2 separate regions of the Homo sapiens genome follow, and region 2 is linked to region 1. Evidence: chromatin loops called from intact Hi-C (ENCODE). Cell type or tissue: dorsolateral prefrontal cortex. All regions are shown on one strand. Each heading gives the region's core, and the rest is flanking DNA. Links, peaks and the distances in the headings are about the cores only.

Evidence for each region. A loop is a pair of places that touch in the nucleus more often than their neighbours do. Peaks named below come from ENCODE experiments on the same cell type or tissue, not always from the same donor. Only the 100,000 strongest peaks of a DNase experiment are listed, where the experiment ranks them.
Region 2: a loop joins it to region 1, with 2.8 times the contacts of the local background. A loop is called at or near these places in 4 of 110 quality-filtered maps.

What each region holds. Positions count from the first base shown.
Region 1 is chr15:62,939,665-62,942,577 of GRCh38, reverse strand. No RefSeq gene overlaps it. Among named protein-coding and RNA genes, the nearest start is that of TPM1, 100 kb to the left of the region's middle. In dorsolateral prefrontal cortex, for the core only: no CTCF peak of the experiment used is centred there; a DNase peak (open chromatin) is centred at 1,597; H3K4me3 peaks cover 592 bases; H3K27ac peaks cover 2,292 bases.
Region 2 is chr15:62,851,279-62,854,191 of GRCh38, reverse strand. The region is part of intron 1 of LOC105370854 (a long non-coding RNA gene); the gene reads left to right. Among named protein-coding and RNA genes, the nearest start is that of MIR190A, 29 kb to the right of the region's middle. In dorsolateral prefrontal cortex, for the core only: no CTCF peak of the experiment used is centred there; no DNase peak of the experiment used is centred there; H3K27ac peaks cover 1,650 bases.

The sequences.
Region 1 (2,913 bases), core at 103-2,602:
ATATTACAACCAGAGAAGGGGGGCCAGTCTGGGCTTTCCTGTGGCCTATGGTGTAGATTGGGGCTTTGACGTAATTTGGGAGCAAACTTGGGGACCCCTTCAGGCATCGTAGGCATCCTGCCCTGGGCTGGCTTGCCAAAGCTTGGAGGTTAGGAAGGAGGATGGGCAGACTCTCCCTGTATGTTTCCCTATCCTGTAGTGAGAAAGACTCACAGATATACACAAGGACAGGCCACCGTTGAAAATGAAATACACCATTTCCCTGCCTAATAGAACTGGCAGCTTTCCTTTCTTTCTCCTCTGTCTTCCTGTAGGTGATCAAGCATCAAACTTTCTGTATACACTGTAAAGTGCTTCTTCCAATAATCTTTGCAGCCTAGACTTACAGTTTGTCCTTCCCAGGTCTGTTTCCTTATAAATATTCCAAGGTGAGGCTGCCAGTGGGTGATTTATTTACAAGAGGTATCACTTCTTGCGGCTGTGCATGGTGTCCAAGCAAATGGCTTACTGCAGCTCTCACCAAACTCAGCTTTGTTATCTACTTTAGATGAGACCAGGTGATTCACTCTCTCTCTAATTTCAACTCTTGGTGAGCTAAAATGATTTCTGCTTTAAAAATGTCCAGAATGTGAAAAATAAAATGAAAAACTACAGAAACAACAAGCCTTGTTATTCAGATAGAGAGGGAGACAGAGACAGAGACTACTCATCTTATCTGAATGCTGTCACAGGGAAAGCACACCCTGACAGTCCACAGCCCTGGAGCCTCCTCAAAGTTTCCCACCCAAAGAGGAAGCCCTACAAAAGAAATGGAAGAGAACCCCCTGTACCCTGCCAGGTCTGTCTTACCAAAGGAATGTATCATTCAATACCCTTCCAGGCTTCCCCATTCCCTCCCAGTAGTTCTAAACCTCTTGGGGGCCAAGGACTCCTTTAAGATTTCCCAGAAAAATATGCATGTCCACAAATGCCTAAGATTTCAGGAGGTGCAGGGGAGTGAAGGGAAGCAGGTGCTGTGGGGTCCAGAGGGGAAGCATCTTAGGGGGTTGCAGGGTTGGAGGACAGGCTGTGTGGACGGGGCCAGGGCTAGGACCCTGGGTTGGATGTGGCTACAGGGAGGAAACGAGAGGGCATTTTAGGCAGGAATGAGGCCAAAGGTAGAGGAGCTGAGATGCAGCTGGCTTGCCTGCAGAGCCACAGTGAAGGGAACAGAGCTAATGCTTATTGACCACCTACTATGTCCCAGCCACTATGATATGTGCCAAAGGGCTATAAACAGGCGTGCTCCCTCGCCCGAAGGAACACAGTCTCATGGGCCAGGCAGCCAAGGACTGGGGCAGGATTAACCATGATACGGTCAGAATGAGCAGCAGTCCCTCTCAGCAGGGAGTAAAGCCCTGAGGCTGCAGATGGGAGCTGGTGACCCCTGACAGTCTTCATCACCAGGGCAGGCCTTGATGGCAGGGGTGGGACAGGCCGGGCCTTTCAGTGTGTCCTTGGCTGCCTCTCTCCAGTTAGGGGCTGGACGCTGGGCTCAAGTGGGCGATGTTCCAGGGCTTTCAGTGGTCCAGAGATCCCAGCTGGTTCCAGCTCCTCAGAGCAGACATAAAGCGGGTCATTTCTTGCTTTCTGGCGTGGTGACTCAGCTGACAAAAATAACTCACGCTAGCAACAGCTCTTTCTGCATCTTGTGGGCTGGGAACGGGTACTAGGAAGGACAAAAACTGCTAAGCAGTGAAACATGAGGACTCCTCCATCTGACTCAGCCACAGAAACACACAGAGAGACAGACACAGACAGAATGACAGCAAGAGACAGAGAGAGAAGCAGAGACAGAGACATAGAGAGACAGTCAGACACCCACACAGATGTGTTCTGAGAAACTGAGTGGGGCTGCTTCTGACACTGAAGCCAAGGCACTCCTCATTTCTGGACTCAGCAGCTGGGGAAGTCACAGGGCTCAACTACCAGGGAAAACAGTTTACAGGTCCCAGGACTTAACAATGCTTTCCCAGGTGTACAGAGCACAGCCTCCAGGGTTGTGCAACCCCCTGCAAATGGACTTCTCCCAAAGCAAGTTCATGTGGCAGCTCCCAGCTCTTGCAGACTCCTGCAGCCCTCTTTACTCGGCTTGAGTGTGGTCCTTTGCATTCTGCTCCCAGGAACCTTTTGTTTTGGTCCCTGGGCACAGGGTCTGAACGTGTACCTAGGATAACTTACCACATGCCTCTCTCCAAAGACTGCCTTGTTCTGTGAGTTGGAATTTGCTGATGAGGAGGGATGCCATCTGTCTTTCCCACTTATCCACACCCAGTCCACCCGCCAAAGCTCATTGCATCCCCCTTTTCTCATTTAGAGTCAGACAAGGAAGTTCATATTTTCAAATGGGTCTGGCGCCATGCTGGGTGTAGGCAACATCATTTCCCTCCACCTAGACAATAATCCAAGATAGGTATTATTTAACATGTGAGAAAACTGAACTTAAAGAGAACAAATGAGGCCGGGCACGGTGGCTCATGCCTGTAATCCCAGCACTTTGGGAGGCTGAGGAGGGCACAGCAGATCGCTTGAGCTCAGGAGTTTGAGACCAGCCTGGCCAATGTGGCAAAAAATACAAAAAATTATCTGGGCGTGGTGGTGCATGCCTGTAGTCCCAGCTAATTGGGAGGCTGAGGTGGGAGGATTGCTTGAGCCTGGGAGGTGGAGGGTTGCAGTGAGCTGAGATCGCACCACTGCACTCCAGCCTGGGTGACAGAGGGAGACCCTGTCTCAAACACAACAACAACAAAGAGGATAAATGATTTGCCCAAGACCACACCACTGGTTAGAGTGGAGCTGGAATTTGGGCCCAATGCAGTATAGTACCACATCCCATGGGATGCCTCCTGTGGTACTGTACAGCATCCCATGCTT
Region 2 (2,913 bases), core at 313-2,812, 89 kb after region 1:
CCTCATAAGCATTGCTTTTGTGCTTGGCAAGGTAGTAGACGTGCAGCGAGTATTTCATGCAAGAATTCTGCTGATTAGGACAGAGGCTCAGGGGTAAGGAGGCGTGTCCAAGCTCGCACAGCTGGAAAGTGAGGACAGCAGGATTCAAAGTCAGTTTCAGCTCCAAAGCCTGTGGTCTTTCCACCACCTGCAAATAAGCCAGGAACACCTGGGCCTGCAATCTGCAGTCCATGAGCCAAATCCAGCCCGCTGCTTATTTTTGCACAGCCAGGTGAGCCAAGGATAGCTTTTACATTTTTAAAATGTTAGAACAAACAAAAAAAAAACATAACATGCACATTAAAAAAAATGCAACAACAGAGGCTGTATGTGGCCTGCTAAGCCTAAAATATTTACAATCTGGCCCTTTAAAGGAAAAACTTGCCAATTGCTGATTAAGACTGTGACATATGTCCCCTTCTGAGCTCACCCTGGGATGGTTGGTGAGACGACACTGGGTCAGTGTGTCCATCCAAAGCTTCATTGTCAAAAACACAGCAGTTCTGAGTCATTAATGTGACTTAGGTCTTCAAAGACTTTCGTAATCATTTTGCTGGCTTGGCCCGAAAGTGGCACATGTTCCTCTGGATGTGCCAGTGTTTGCTAGAACATCACAGAAAGCTGAGGGCTTTTACATTTTTCACCTGCCACATAAGAGTTTTCCAGGCCAGGTGCAGTGACACACACCTGTAATCTCAACACTTTGGGAGGCCGAGGCAGGCAGATAGCTTGAGCTCAGGAGTTTGAGAGCAGCCTGGACAACACAGTGAAACCCTATCTTTACAAAAAATACCAAAAAATTAGCCAGGCATGGTGGTGTGTGCCTGTGGTCCCAGCTACTCCGGAGGCTGAGGTGGGAGGACCACCTGAGCCTGGGGAGGTTGAGCTGCAGTGAGCTGTGATTGTGCCACTGCACTCCAGCCTGGGCAACAGAGCTAGACTCTGTCTCCAAAAAAGAAAAAAAAAAAAAAGGAAAAAAACAGTTTTCCATTAAGGGGTTAAGGGGCCTCCAGGGGCTGAGGCCAATGGTTGTTCCCTTATATCAGAAGCCAGAGCAATCACTGACCCAGTCCTATTATGTCCACTCTTGGCTGATCCTGGCAAAAATTCTGTGAGGTTGAAGAGAGAGAATTGTTCTCCCAATTAAAAAACAGAATCTTCTTTCTTACAGAAAATAAAGCTGTGGCTCAGAGAGCATAGCACAAGCACACAAAATGGTGGCACCCCCTTTGAACCTTGTTGTTGGTCTTCTCATCTAGACATCGTGCTTCTCTAGCTTACAATGCCATGGCTGGGCACTGGCTCAGTGCCCTGTGTTTAGAAAGAACACCCCGCACTTACTTGGAATTCACTCACAGATCCTTTCGAGGCTTCTGCCATTCTCTAGGGATATATTCCTTTGTTTTGATCTATTTTCTATTGATGAGGATATTACATTACCCCAGGTAGATGTTCAGTTATAAGAGACTCATTGGATTCTTGAATAGAAGTGCTGTAATTTTCTCCGATAGGATAGATGACAACCCCAAAGGTTATAGTTTTGCTGCCTGATAGGATAATTAACTTCATAACTAATTTAGGAATCTTAATTGCAGTATTCTTTTTTCTCAGTGATGATGAATATTCTACATATTTTTAAATGAACCTTGTCATTGTGCTGGTTCTTTGATTAGTGAGTTAAATCTTTGACACATGCTCACTGTATATTTGTATGAGCCATGTTTTTTTAACTTTTGAAAAATAGACTTTGACATCCTCATCATGCCTACAAAAATGGAGACCTCCAAGATCAAATCCACCAAGCTGCAGTGGTCACCCTGGAGTCTGGAGTCTTCTCTCTGTGGGTGTATTGATCTGTAAAGAGGTGGCCCGGGGTGGTGGAAACCTTTGGATAGCACAGCTCGGTTTAGCTCTTGGCTCCACCTTTTAAAAGCTGTGTCATATTGGCTGACTTGTAAGATGTCTCTCAGTTTTAGTATCCTCAGCCATAAAGTGGATATAATGCTCCATTTATATAATGTTGTTATATAAAAATTAAATAACAAATAATAATAGAAGACAGTGGTCGAGGATACAAATTCTGAGCCAGGCTGCCAGGGTTTGCTTCTTGGATCTGTTGTTTCCTAGTTGCACAAAATTTTCTAGTTGCATTTGATTTTATTGTGCTTCCATTTCCTCATTTATAAAATGGGGTTGCTGGGCATGGTGGCTCATGCCTGTAATCCCAGCACTTTGGGAGGCCGAGGCGGGCGAATCACGAGGTCAGGAGATCGAGACCATCCTGGCTAACATGGTGAAACCCCATCTCTACTAAAAATACAAAAACATTAGCTGGGTGGGGTGGCGGGTGCTTGTGGTCCCAGCTACTCGGGAGGCTGAGGCAGGAGAATTGCGTGAACCCGGGAGGCGGAGCTTGCAGTAAGCCGAGATCGCGCCACTGCACTCCAGCCTGGGCAACAGAGCAAGACTCTGTCTCAAAGAAATAAAAATAAAAAATAAAAAATAAAATGGGGTTAGACCCTACCTCAGTATTTAAATAGCCCTTGGAACTGTAGTCGACTGGAATATTGTAAGCACTTAATAAATGTTATCTGTGATGAGGAAAATAACGATATTCATAAAACACCCAGTAGAGCACCTAGTATATAATTTATTCTCAAAGAATTGGTAGCTGCCAAAGATCAAGGATATTCACCATCCAGACTCAGAGTCATGGCAAAAGGCCTGTTAATACATAAAAACAAAAAGTTTCCAAGAAATAAAGAAATTTGCCCAAGATCACCCAGCCAGAACCAGAACCTAAGTCTCAGATTTCAGCCCAGATTCTGTCCCCTGTGCGGAACTTAGGAGCTAGACACTGAGCACAAAGGACAA